Regions from separate parts of the Homo sapiens genome. Here regions 1 and 2 are each linked to region 3. The links are chromatin contacts, found by Hi-C or POLR2A ChIA-PET in ENCODE. All regions are on one chromosome and are shown on one strand. The core of a region is the stretch at or near the end of the contact, and the rest is flanking DNA. Distances in the headings are between cores, read along the strand shown.

Evidence for each region. A loop is a pair of places that touch in the nucleus more often than their neighbours do. ChIA-PET counts read pairs that join two places held with the same protein, here RNA polymerase II (POLR2A). Pooled maps may share reads with other maps.
Region 1: a loop to region 3 is called in a pooled map, with 5 times the contacts of the local background. The contact joins the promoter of PLTP here to the promoter of STK4 in region 3. A Hi-C loop is called at or near these places in 2 of 37 single-sample maps with no recorded cell type and 2 of 50 pooled maps. POLR2A ChIA-PET finds 5 or more read pairs at or near these places in 1 of 52 experiments (activated B cell).
Region 2: a loop to region 3 is called in a map of IMR-90, with 4 times the contacts of the local background. The contact joins the enhancer-like site here to the promoter of STK4 in region 3. A Hi-C loop is called at or near these places in 2 of 168 maps with a recorded cell type or tissue (IMR-90 and ascending aorta) and 6 of 50 pooled maps. POLR2A ChIA-PET finds 5 or more read pairs at or near these places in 1 of 52 experiments (activated B cell).

What each region holds. Positions count from the first base shown.
Region 1 is chr20:45,910,905-45,914,951 of GRCh38, reverse strand. PLTP (phospholipid transfer protein) reads left to right here and starts at 2,797. Exons shown (of 16, transcript NM_006227.4): 1 at 2,797-2,873; 2 at 3,489-3,599; 3 at 3,701-3,800. The coding sequence starts at 3,500.
Region 2 is chr20:45,776,552-45,780,905 of GRCh38, reverse strand. It overlaps WFDC3 (WAP four-disulfide core domain 3), which reads left to right. Exons shown (of 7, transcript NM_080614.2): 5 at 3,697-3,831. It also overlaps the pseudogene RNU6ATAC38P. Among named protein-coding and RNA genes, the nearest start is that of WFDC3, 13 kb to the left of the region's middle. RefSeq lists enhancers at 466-966, 2,662-2,956. Within about 2 kb of position 1,250, at least 23 of the 41 ENCODE cell types and tissues checked have a DNase peak (open chromatin) inside an H3K27ac peak, as active enhancers do; they include IMR-90 and ascending aorta, where a contact is called at or near this core.
Region 3 is chr20:44,964,757-44,969,213 of GRCh38, reverse strand. It overlaps STK4 (serine/threonine kinase 4), which reads right to left and starts at 2,702. Exons shown (of 11, transcript NM_006282.5): 1 at 2,611-2,702. The coding sequence starts at 2,645. It overlaps STK4-DT (STK4 divergent transcript), which reads left to right and starts at 2,756. Exons shown (of 3, transcript NR_038341.1): 1 at 2,756-3,097; 2 at 3,529-3,652; 3 at 3,766-4,457. RefSeq lists silencers at 818-947, 2,628-2,877 and an enhancer at 1,408-1,487.

The DNA.
Region 1 (4,047 bases), core at 1,548-4,047, 950 kb before region 3:
GAAAACTAACATCCACCAGGTTTTCTGCTTGAGCCAGGCTCTAGGAAGGTTACTAGAGTTCAAAGGAACACAGATACTTCCTCCTCTGGATACTCTTAACACTTTCTCTGTTCTCCCTCTACACCTTTTCTGCTTTGTTTGCTCGTGGTATGTGCCCCTAATTAAGATAGCTAGCATTTATTTGGCACTAATGATGTGTCATGTACCAGGCCCATTTATTCTTGCAATAACCTTAAATTATTGTTTCCATTTTAGGATGAGGAAATTGAAGATCTGAGTGCTTAAGCAAGGGATCAATGTCATACACCTAAGAACTGACAACCTGGGGTGTAAACTCTTGTCTGTCAGACACAAGAGTCTAAGTACATAACTACCGGGCTATAAAGCCCACCTTCCACTCTTCCATGAACAGTCTACGGATTCCCTAATAGCAGCCACAGAATTGCTTCAACCTCTACTTCCTGTTAAAGAGGGTTCATAATAGTGCCAGTCTGACAGGTTGTTAAGGTTAAATAAATTACCTAGAATTCGGATGACCAGTTGTAAGGTTTCCCAGGGACTGAGTGGGTTCCCAGGAATGGTTTCAAAATGGGGATGGCTGGATGTGTGGCTCACGCCTGTAATCCCAGCACTTTGGGAGCCCAAGGCAAGAGGATCACTTGGGTCCAGGAGTTCAAGATCAGCCTGGGCAACATGGTGAGACCTGTCTCTACAAAAAATACAAAACTTAGCTGGACATGACATGGTACCACCTGCCTGTAGTCCTAGCTACTCAGGAGGCTGAGGTGGGAAGATCGCTTGAGCCCAAGAGGTGGAGGCTTCAGTGAGCCGTGATTGTACCACTGCACTCCAGCCTGGGCAACAGAGCAAGACCCTGTCTCTAAAAATATAAATAGGCGGCCGGGCGCGGTGGCTCACGCCTGTAATCCCAGCACTTTGGGAGGCCAAGGCAGGTGGATTGCCTGAGGTCAGGCGTTCGAAACCAGCCTGGCCAACATAGCGAAACCATATCTCTACTAAAAATACAAAAAATTAGCTGAGCGTAGTGGTGGGTGCCTGTAATCCCAGCTACTTGGGAGGCTGAGGTAGGAGAATTGCTTGAACCTGGTAGGCGGAGGTTGCAGTGAGCCGAGATTGCGCCATTGCACTCCAGCCTGGGCAACAAGAGAGAAACTCCATCTTAAATAAATAAATAAAAATAAATAAATAGGCTGGGCATGGTGGGTCACACCTGTAATCCCAGCACTTTGGGAGGCTAAGGCAGGCGGATCACTTGAGGGCAGGAGTTCAAGACCAGCCTGGCCAAAATGGCAAAACCCTGTCTCCACTAAAAATACAAAAATTAGCCAGGTGTGGTGGCACATGGCTGTAGTCCCAGCTACTTGGGAGGCTGAGGCAGGAGAATCACTTGAACCCAGGAGGCAGAGGTTGCAGTGAGCCAAGATCACACCACCGCACTGCAGCCTGGTGACAGAGCACGACTGTGTCTCAAAAAAATTAATTAATTAATTAAATAAAAAAGGAAATGGAACTATTTTTGTGAATCTGTGGATTATATCAGAAAAAAAAGACACAATGGGGAAAGTCCTAGGCAAATCAGGATGAGTTAGTCATCCTTCCTAGATGAGTGTTTGGTGCTAAATACATGCTCAGCAGACATGATTATTGCTTCCCCTTTCTTTCGTCCATTTGGCAACAAAAAGGTGGCAAGCACCCACTCTGTGCCCTGTCCTAGGGTCCGGGAACCCTGTAAGCAGTAGATGGAGGTGGGGGTGGGGGTGGGGGCGGGGATGCTGTTCAGAGCACCTTGCTCCAAGGGTTCATTAAAAAATCCACCAGTGGACCGGGCGCGGTGGCTCATGCCTTTAATCCCAGCACTTTGGGAGGCCGAGGCGGGCGGATCACAAGGTCAGGAGATCGAGACCATCCTGGCTAACACGGTGAAACCCCGTCTCTACTAAAAATACAAAAAAAATTAGCCGGGCGTGGCAGCGTGCGCCTGTAGCCCCAGCTGCTGGGGAGGCTGAGGCAGGAGAATGGCGTGAACCCGGGAGGCGGGGCTTGCAGGGAGCCGAGATCGCGCCACTGCACTCCAGCCTGGGGGACAGAGCGAGACTCCGTCTCAAAAAATAAAAATAAAAAAAATAGAAAAAACAATCCACCAGCCACGATAAATGGCAGACCTCCTTCTGATTTCAGCCGGTGTGGTATGTTCCTGGGCTGACAGCACTTGTCTAGTCTTGCTTTCCCAAGTGGGAAAGGTCTCTGGGACCTTAAGGTCCCCAGGTGGTGACACAGAGACAGGTAGGGGGGCCCATAGCAAAGCCAGGCAAGGAGGTCCCGAGATGATTGTGGGTGGCAGGGAAAGAAAAAATATTCCTTGACTTTGTGCCTGGACCTGGTTGTAATAAAGGCCCAAGAGGTAGTTCCTATCATCGTGCACATTTCGCTGAAGGAAGAAACTGAGGGTCAGTGACCCAAGTGAAGTGACTTGCCCAAGATCATGCAGGAAGACATGGATAATTGTAATTTGAACCAAGGTCCCAGCAAAGTGGGATTGTTGGGGCTGAGTGGGCCGGCTCCTGCATTTCCTTCCCTCTCCCTGGGCTTGGGTCTCCCACTTGTCCAGACAGCGGCCGGGCTTGTCACGGGGCTCTGTGCAGCCTTTTCCACTCTCCCGGCTGCCAGCGTCCCGCCCCGTCCCCTCCCAGCCCCCAAGGGAGGAGGGGAGAGCTGCAGAGAGGAGGAGGGGTCGGGGAGGCCGGCTTTATAAAGGCGGCTGGAACAACCCTGCCCGCCAGACCCCGTCGCCCGGATCCCCTGAGCTGCCCGCCATCCCACGTGACCGCGCCGCCCCCCAGCTCCACCGCTGAGTGAGTTGGGGCGCGTCCCTATCCCGTTCCCAGTCCCTCGCCGAGCCGCGTGGTGCACTGAAGCCGGCGTGGGGAGGAGAGCCGATGAAGGAGAACGCTAACATGGGGGCTCCAGGCAGAATCTCTAATGGGAGAGATTTAGGACCTGAGGGAGCCGGGAGACCCGGGAGCCCACGGTCTGGTCGGCCACCTCCTCTCCTCCCCGGGCGCGAGGCCTAGGAGACCGCAAGCCACCCTCCAAGAATGCGCGTGCAGTCGTTGCCGTGGCAACGTGCAAGCCTGCATGGGCCCACCGCTAAAGGAAAGGGGAGGTTGTTGGGGGTGTGGGGGCTGGTCCCCTGGAGGTCCAAACTCATCACGCGGCGGTAGCACGAGGGAACTGGGAACGTCCCCTCCCCCGTGTCCCAAATCCTCTGGGAGCCAGAACGCAAGTCGCATCGCCTCTCTGAGCCTCAGTTTCCACATCTGCCATATGGAGGCAAGATTATTGGTTCCAAGTTCCCCGAAGAGTTATCTGGAGGGTAACGATCCAGGCTAGTTCCCACTTATGGTTGGACGTCCAAGGAATGGGTTTAAGCGGCTCAGATAACTCCTGCGACCCCACCCCACCCCCAGGCCCGCTCGCCATGGCCCTCTTCGGGGCCCTCTTCCTAGCGCTGCTGGCAGGCGCACATGCAGAGTTCCCAGGCTGCAAGATCCGCGTCACCTCCAAGGCGCTGGAGCTGGGTAAGGCGCAGGGGCAGACAGGGACGGACGGGAGCGGACGGGGTTGGGGTCGCCCCAACAGTGGGCACGGGAGCTAAGTAAGGGTTTCTCTGCTGCTTCAGTGAAGCAGGAGGGGCTGCGCTTTCTGGAGCAAGAGCTGGAGACTATCACCATTCCGGACCTGCGGGGCAAAGAAGGCCACTTCTACTACAACATCTCTGAGTAAGTGGGGGGCGGGGCCTCGCGATCCGGGGCGGGGCCTCGGCGGTGGAGGCGGGGCCCGAGAAATCTCAGGGTCTCGGGAGACTGGAGGCTGAGTGGGATGGGGCGTGGCCAAATCGATGAGGCAAGACTTAAGAAACCGGATGGGGCCGAAAAGATAAAGGCCAAGCCAGTCATCATAGGCGGGACCAGGCAGATGGGCGTGGCCTTGAAAATGTAGAGGGGGCCAAGAAGGAAGCAGGACCAG
Region 2 (4,354 bases), core at 1-2,500, 810 kb before region 3:
ACTCAGTTCTGCTACCATTGACCTCAGGCCAATCCCTCTCTCTAGTTGTCTGTCTCTCTATTTACAAGAGAAGGGGAGTAAGTTTGTTAGCTCAGAGGGCCCTTCTTGGGTTAAGAAGTGCTGAAATTTTACTTTTCCAACAACAACTGGCATCTTTCTCTCAGACATAGTGGCAGGTTGGAGCTGAGGCAGCAGGACAGACTGTGAGTGAGTATTTCCTGGGCTTCAGCTTCACTCCTTTTTTGGTGATAGCTTAGAGTCTTGGGATGGGTGCTGATAGAGGGTGGGGAACCGTCATCCCCATTCTGGCTACTGTTCCTATTTCTCTTCCTGATTCCTGGTAAGCTAATTGTGAGGTGATTAGGGAGCATGTCTTATGAGGAACTGACCTTACCTAGCATGGCAAAGCCAGGATCGTGAAAGACAGAGGATCCTGCCTGAAAGAATGGCATCCGCCAGGTTTTTGTAAGGTCTCTGGGGATAGGAAAAGGCCCAGCCAGATTTCAGGTCAGTATAAAGAGGTACAAAGGGCCAGGCATGGTAACTCATGCCTGTGACGTCAGCACTTTGGGAGGCTGAGGCGGGAGGATTGCTTGAGGCCAGAAGGTCAAAACAAGCCTAGTCAACATAGTGAGACCCTGTCTCTATAAAAAATAAAAATAATTAGCTGGGCCTGGTAGTGTGTGCCTATAGTTCAGCTACTCAGGAGGCTGAGGTTGGAGGATTGCTTGAGCCCAGGAGTTCAAGAGTTTGAGGCTGCAGTAAGCCACCATTGCGGCACTGCACCCCAGCCTGGGTGACAAAGCGAGACCCTGTCTCAAAAAAAAAAAAAAAAAAAAAAAGGTATAAAGGCTGTCTAGCTTAAGTAGGATAGCATAATCTGGCTTGGAGGTAGTGAGGCCCCATTAATTCCAGGTGTTAGAGCTGAGAGAAAGGGATCACGTGGCAGGGATTCATATAAGGCAGGGTGTCAGACTGGGTGGCATTGCTGGGCACTGGTCAAAAGCGAGGTGCTGTGACCCTCTGGGCCTCCAGGAAGCCTGGCCTGGAAAAGGGTAGAGGTAAGTGCTCCATGCCTGGTCTTGAGGACGAGGGCAGAGAGTAGCAGAGAGCTCCTGGCATTGGTCATCTCAAGGTCAAGCTCAGCAAAATGGTGAAATCTGGGACGTATGGCACTCCCAGTTTCTAGGGCACATGGCATAATTTTATGAGATGTTTATGTCACCGGGTTTTTCCACCAGGGAGATTTTTACTCCCAGCCTTCTCAGCTGTGAGATAGAAGGCTTTTGTTCCTTGTTAAATGGATTTCAGTGTTTGTCAAGCAGGTGGGGAGGTGCAGGGAGATGCATTTGGTGGTTACAGTGACCACATTTTCTGAGTCAAAAATCAGGACACATAGTTTTGATGTGATCTCACAGTAGCACAGGATATTTGAAATAGGGGCTGTTCAGGAAAATCTCAGGATACAGGGTTACTACGCCTGGGTTGTTTAGCTGCATGTATTCTCCTTGGATTCCAATACTTGCTTTTTCCATCATGGCAGACTTCCCAGAGCCAGCTGTATGCAATCATACTTACCTGTTCCTACTCAGAGGCACTGGGCCAGTCTTGCTTTGGTTTTCTGCGAAATCTTTAATTGCCTGTCACCTTTCTCTTTACTTAAGAAGCTTGAAATAAACACTAAGATGAATGAGTCATGGTGAATTGGTTTGGTTTGGATGTGGCCTTCTTTGGGTGTGCCTGCGCCTGGGGCCCTGGCCAGTTGCCTGCATGTTTTAAGGATAGTGTAGTAGAAAAAGTACTTTACCGCAAATCAAGAGGCTGAGTGTTGTCCTGCCTTGCTGCTGACTCACTCTGTAGTTCTGGGCAAGATTCTTCTCTGAGTTTATTTTCATAGGAAATGTGTTTGGCTGCACACAACAGAAAATTAATCATATAGGGGTTTGTTTTTCTCATATAACAAGAATTCCTGAGGCTGGGATGGTGGCTCCATGATGCTAACAAGGATGAAACTATTTCCCTCTTTCTCCTTTGCAATTCTTTTTTTTTTTTTACATTTACATTTTATTATTTATTTATTTTAAAAGACGATGGTTAGATGCCACAAAGTAGGTGGCAATGCTTGAACCATATGCATGTTGTCAGGCCCAAAGGCCTCTTCCATCCTTGTCGAGGGGAGTGCTAACCTTCTCTCCTTTCATACAACACCTCTTTGCAATTCTTGACCATTTCGTTATGCTGAGTTGCCTCCTCATTGAAAGAAGGCTACTCTGCCTCTCTGTGTAATGTCTATCTTTGGACTGGAAGAAGAAAGAAGTGAGGGAGCAGTTTGAAAGGGGTATTCCCTGTGTCAGGAATACAAAAGTTTCCCAGTTTATGTCCTAGTTTGTGGTCACCCCTTGTTGCAAGAGAGTATGGGGAAACAAATCATTTTAGCTGGACCTGTTGCCTCTCAGAATAAACTTGGTATCCAGTATCTATTGCTGCATAAGAAACCATCTCCAAACTTCATGACTTAAAGCAATATAGTTACTCTTTCTCACAGTTGTGTAGGTTGCCTGAGCTTGGCTGGGCAGTTCATATACCCACATGATGTAGCTGTGGTCATTCATTTAGCTGCATTCATCTGGGAGCTTAGCAGGGAGCTCAACTGGAGCCACAACGTCCAGGATGACCTCTCTTCTAGGTTCTGTCTCCATGGGGCATCTCATCATCCCATAGCGTAGTTCAAGCTGCTTTATAGCATGGCGGCTGGTTTCCAAGAGGAAGTATTCTGAGTGGACAAGCCCCAGTATGCTAGTGCTTATCAAGGCTCTGCTTACATTACATTTGCTAATGTCCCATTGGTCAAAGCAAGTCAGATGGTCAAACCCAGAGTAGGTATGGAAGGGGACTACAAAAGGGCCTGAATCCCAGGAGGTAAAGTTCACTGGAGGCCACCATTGTAAATGTCTGCCACAGGGAGAATTCAGGGAGAATGTTGGCCACAGTGGGTTAGACCTGAACAGTGTTTTTCAAACTGTGAGTCCTGAAAGCAATTTAGTAATTAGGAAAAATAAGAACTAGAATATAAAATATCAGGGTGGGCTGGGTGGGGGGGCTCACGCCTGTAATCCTGGCACTTTGGGAGGCTCAGGCGGGAGGATCACTTGAGCCAGGAGTTTGATATCAGCCTAGGGAACATAGTGAGACTCTGTCTCTACAAAATAAATAAATAAAATTACCCAGGCCTGGTGGCTTGTGCCTCTAGTCCCAGGTACTCAGGAGGCTGTGGTGGGAGGATCCCTTGAGCACAGGAGTTTCAGGCTGCAATGAGCTATGATTGTGCCACTGTACTTTAGCCTGGGTGATACAGTGAGACCCTGTCTCTACAAAATAAATAAATAAATAAGCCAGGCATGATGGCATGTGCCTGTAGTTCTAGCCACTCAGGAGGCTGAGGTGGGAGGATCCCTTGAATGCAGGAGTTTGAGGCTGCAGTGAGCTATGATTATGCCACTGCACTTTGGCCTGGGCAACACAGTGAGACCCTGTCTTAAAAAAAATCAGATGTATTGCAGATACATGATACACATAAATATTTACATTATATATGTATATAAATATATAACTATATATAAACATACACATGGGACACAATGAAAAATGTGTTTCATATTGTGAGCGTCTCTGGGCTCCAATGCTTTGATTATGTAGCAGAGTTTGGTGGTGAATGTCCCGCTGACCCCCTTCCGTGTGAGGAGCTGTGTGATGGGGATGCATCCTGTCCCCAGGGGCATAAATGCTGCAGCACCGGCTGTGGCCGCACCTGCCTCGGAGACATTGAGGGAGGTATGTTGGCTCTTTTGGGAAGAAATCCTTGAGTGTTTCCTGAGAAGAGTGCTTCTCTTTCCCTTCCTGGGAGGAGCTAGGATTCTCATCCTTCCTGTCCCTCTGGTCCCCCAACCCAAAGCAACCCATTCTTCTAGGGCCGAGGGGCCCTGTCGACATTAAAAGAACTGGGGGAAGGCACTGTGGGGCAGTAGGAACTACTTGGGCTGGAAGACAGACAGTGTGGCTTTTGGTCTTGATTCTGCTGAGGTTTTGCTTTGTGACCTTAGGTAAGCAAACCCGTCTTTTTGAGCCCAAATTTCTTTATCTGTAAAATGAAGGAGTTGCCCAAGATCCTGATTTTCAGATCTAATTTTTAACAAAAAGCTTCTCCCCTGCCCCAAATGAAATCTTAGTTGGAAACACACACACACATATATATATATATATATATATATATTTTTTTTTTTTTTCTTTTTTTTCTTTTTTTTTTTTTTTGAGACAGAGTCTTGGTCTGTACCCCAGGCTAGAGTGTAGTGGCGTG
Region 3 (4,457 bases), core at 1,453-3,952:
TACCCCAATTCATATGCTGAAGTCCTAATACCCACCACCTAAGAATGTGACTGTATTTGGAGACAAGGCCTTTAAAGAGGTAATTAAGATAAAATGAGGTCATATGGGCATGCCCTAATCCAGTATGACTGGTGTCCTTATAAGAGGAGATTAGGACACTGACAGGTACAGAAGGAAGAACATGGAGACACAGGGAGATGGCCATCTACGAGTCAAGCAAAGGCGTCAAAAGAAACAACTCTGACAATGCCTTGATTTCAGATCTCTAGCCTTCAGAACAGTGAGAGAATAAATTTACGTTGCTTAAACCACCCACTCCATGACACTTTGTCTTGTCCTGATAAACTGATACACGTGATAATAAAATTGATCTGCTTCAAATTAGGCAATCTACTAGTTACAATGAGCTGGGAATCACCAGCCACTTCAGAACCCAGTCCTGCAATGCTCTTCTCTTGTGCTTTTAATACATTTTTTAAAATCCAAAAGGTACAGGAATGAGCATGCCAAGAAACTTTAGTCCTTTGCTCAAGATTATGTAAGACAAGGCAAAGGGGGAAACAAAACTCAGATTCCTAATCCTCTTTTCAATTAAACCAAGGCCTCGGAGAAAGAAACCAAGAAGAACGAACGAACATAGTTCAGAAAGAAACATAACTAGTGTGCATTCATAATTGGATCACTATGGTACTATAGTAAATATCTGCTAACATACACAGAGACCTGTGAAACAGGGGTACTTTTAGAGAGGCATCAGAGTGAGGCAGTTAAGAGCATGGCCGGGCCCGGTGGCTCACGCCTGTAATCCCACCACTTTGAGAAGCCAAGGTGGGCGGATCACGAGGTCAGGAGATAGAGACCATCCTGGCTAACACGGTGAAACCCCGTCTCTACTAAAACTACAAAAAATTAGCCAGGCGTGGTGGCACGCACCTGTGGTCCCAGTTACACAGGAGGCTGAGGCAGGAGAATCGCTTGAACCCAGAAGGCGGAAGTAGCAGTGAGCCGAGATTGCGCCACTGCACTTCAGACTGGGCGACAGAGTGAGACTCCGTCTCAAAAAAAAAAAAAGAACATGGACTTTGGACCAGACCCCATAGACATTAAAATCCTAGCTCTGTCTCTTACTTGCTATGACTTCTCCCAGCAAATCACTACCCTCTGTATCTCAGTTTTATCATCTGTAAAACAGACATATAGGGATATCTACCACACAGGATTGTTGTGAGGTTCAAATGAGTTCAAATGAGGTTTTTATGGTTCAAAAATGGTCAAATATCAGCAATTTCATATGCTTCAGCAGGACACATGGAAAGCACTTAGAACAGTGCCTGGCACCCGGTAAGTGCAATATGAGTGTAATAATCATTACTATTACAGTCTCAGCACACTACGCTAGGGTGAATCCAAAGCCCATCCCAACCACCTATTTGCCTTCTGCAATGTTTGTGCACCTCAAACATCCCCAAGCTCAAACAACCCCTAAGAGTGCTGCCCAGGCAGTCAATCCCTTCTCTTCACCTCTTGGTTGCCCTGCACTTCCACACCCTGAACACTTCCTTCTTTAGAGCTCATTCTGCTGCAGGAAGTCAGACGTCTCTGTGAAATAGAAGTAACCACACTGAACCTCAGAGAAGCATGACTCCTTCGGTCTCTAGTCCCTACTTTTCTCCAGATGTGGTAGAGTGGCAAAAGACCCGGGATGTCCACAAGGGAAATCCAGGAGTTGAGATTTTCTAGGATCAGCCACCATCCTGATCTTGAACTAAAGCAATTCCAGGTACCACTAGGATTTGGTGCTGATATTCACAAAACAACTGAGGCCTGAAAAGGGCACAGACTGGCAGGGTTCAGTGACCCGGAGTAAAGAAGGAAACACTTCCCAACTACTCTGGACCTCAGTCTCCCCATCTCGAAAATATCCTCTTATTTCCTTACCTACCTCCCAATGTCAGGTTCTGAAGAGCTGAGGAGGATGTGAAGACCATTAGGAAGACACTGAACATCAGTAATAAAAGATGCCATCCTACAGTGGGGACACCACCAACAGCATCCTCTGAAATGCTACCCTCCACCATCCCCTCCCTTGCTAGACCCTCAACCTTTCCTCGCATGCTTTCAGCCTTAGGCGCAAAGCTTTTCCCCTCCACAGATCCCCCCACCGCACCCCTCAAGTGGGACTTCAGACCCTTAGAAAGTCCACCCGGCCTTCCTCTTGGCCAGTTCTCGATCCACCCCCTTAAAGAGATCCCTCACAGATTCTCACCCTGCTTCAGCATTCGCCCCCACCTCCGTGAGTCCCTGCTTGGATAGCGTTCCCCCGAGTGGCCCGGCCTCAGCAGGTACTCTCCCTAACTTGTCCCCACGTTCCTCAGCACAGTCTCACCACAGCGAGTGCTCCCTCTAACCGGTCCCAAGTCTAACCTCCTTAGCAGATGCTCCCCTCAGCCGGACCCTCACCCACCAGACGTCCCCCCCCTCACTCAGCAGGTGCCCCATCGGCTGGGTCGCTTAGCTCCGGGGACTCCCACACAGGTGTATCCCCTCAACCAGTTCCCGCCTTTTCTTCCCCTGACCCCATGCCCGTCCTCTTAGCCAGTGGCCCCTCACCGGCGCGGCGGGTTCCTCAGCTGTACCGTCTCCATGGCGCTGCCAGCAGCCGCCCAGACCCGCTCACTGCTCCATCCTCCCGCGGACCTCCTGAGCCCGCCCCGCAGACCCTCCCACACTTCCGCTTTCCGCCCCTACCGGAAGCGGCGCGCGGCGCGGGAGCGGGGCGGAGCCACGGCCCTGATCACGTGGTTCGGGCGTGAGTCTTGTGGCGCGGTGGGGCGCGGACCCGGAACCGCCAAGTGGTGAAGGCGCCTCCAGGCGGTGCCCGCTGGTCTCTAGAGTGTCAGTGGCGCTGTCTTCCTGCGTTACCGGAGCGCACAAAATACTCGGTCCCCAGGCCGAGAACGCACCTCTACCTGGGTCCTGGGTCCCATTTCACAGACTGAGATGCGTGAAGCGCCTCCTTTAGAAGAGCTGACAATTCTTAGCAAACCAAGTTTTGCGTGATTTTGGGGAGGCGGCGCTGCCCCAGGAACGCCTGGAGGTATTTGTGGTTTTCTGCCGCTTACCTGGTTGAACTCTGGTCCCAACGGGCCCCCTGCACATTTTCTCCTACAATGCATCAACGCGCAAATTGCCCCACTGTCTTTCTTAAAGGCCTCCCCTTTAAGTCAGTTTGCAGACATAAAAATAAGCAACATTAATTAAGCATTTGCCGTGTACTTGTCTTCATATATTATCTCATTTAATCCCCTGTGTCAAGCCGATAAGGTCATCCCCGTTTTTATTTATTTAATGATTTAACACAGTCCCTAAACGTTTTCAGTGCTTTACCTCATTTAATACTCCTAACAACCTAGACGGTATTATTATTATTCCTACTTCATAAGGCCAGAGAGGTGAAGTATCTAGCCCAAGGTCACATAGCTTAGAGTATAGGTTTGGGGATTTAAATCCAGTTTGGTCTGATTTCAGGGCCTGCACCACCAAACTGGACAGCCATGGGTGTGTAACCTCTTTTTGGGCCTGAGAAACAGACCTTTCTCTCCACTCAGAGCTCCGGCTTCAGCTATTGTGCTTCCGAATGCCACTACCATCAGTAAGTATTAGGAAAATGGCAGATTCTACCCAATTGACCCATGGGGAAAGTTATAGGAGAAAACTTAACCAGAGCAACCTCTCACTGTTTTTAATTGCCTTGCTTTTCCCAAGGATATGCCATCTACAGAACTTAACACCTGAGCACCCACCCTTCAGGGCCACCCATGGGCCCAAAACGGGATAAAGGAGCCATTCCCTGACATAGGAGGAAAACATTTGCTGAGAAGCTACTGTGTGCCAGACACAATCTTGGACTTTCACTTAATCCTCAAAACAGCCCTAGGAAGAAGTACCTACCGTTAACAGATAAGAAAGCTGAGACCCACGGTTTACACAGCTAAGGAGAGCAAAGGTTTTAACCCAGGACTGTCCTGACTCCACAACATCAAAGTTGTTGTTTTGTTTTTGGTGTTTTGTAGAAACAGGATCTCCCTATTATTACCCAGGCTGGTCTCAAACTCCTGGGCTGCAGCAGTCCTCCCACCTCGGCCTCCCAGAGTGCTGGGATTACAGGCAAGAGCCACCACACCTGGCTGATGAATAGGAATTGGGTAAACATTTTTGAAAATTAAATACCAAATTACCATTACACAATGCCAAACAGACCTCCTTTGTCCCCTTCCCAGGATTTTTCCAGAAGATGGACTCACATTATGATGGCCCCCTTTTTCCGCAGAGTGTTCCCAATGAAAATTTCTGAAATGATGGGAATGTTCTAAATATGTGCTGTCCGAAATAGTAACCATTAGCCACATATGGCTATTGAGCACTTTAAATGTGGCTAGCATAACTGAAAGGCCACA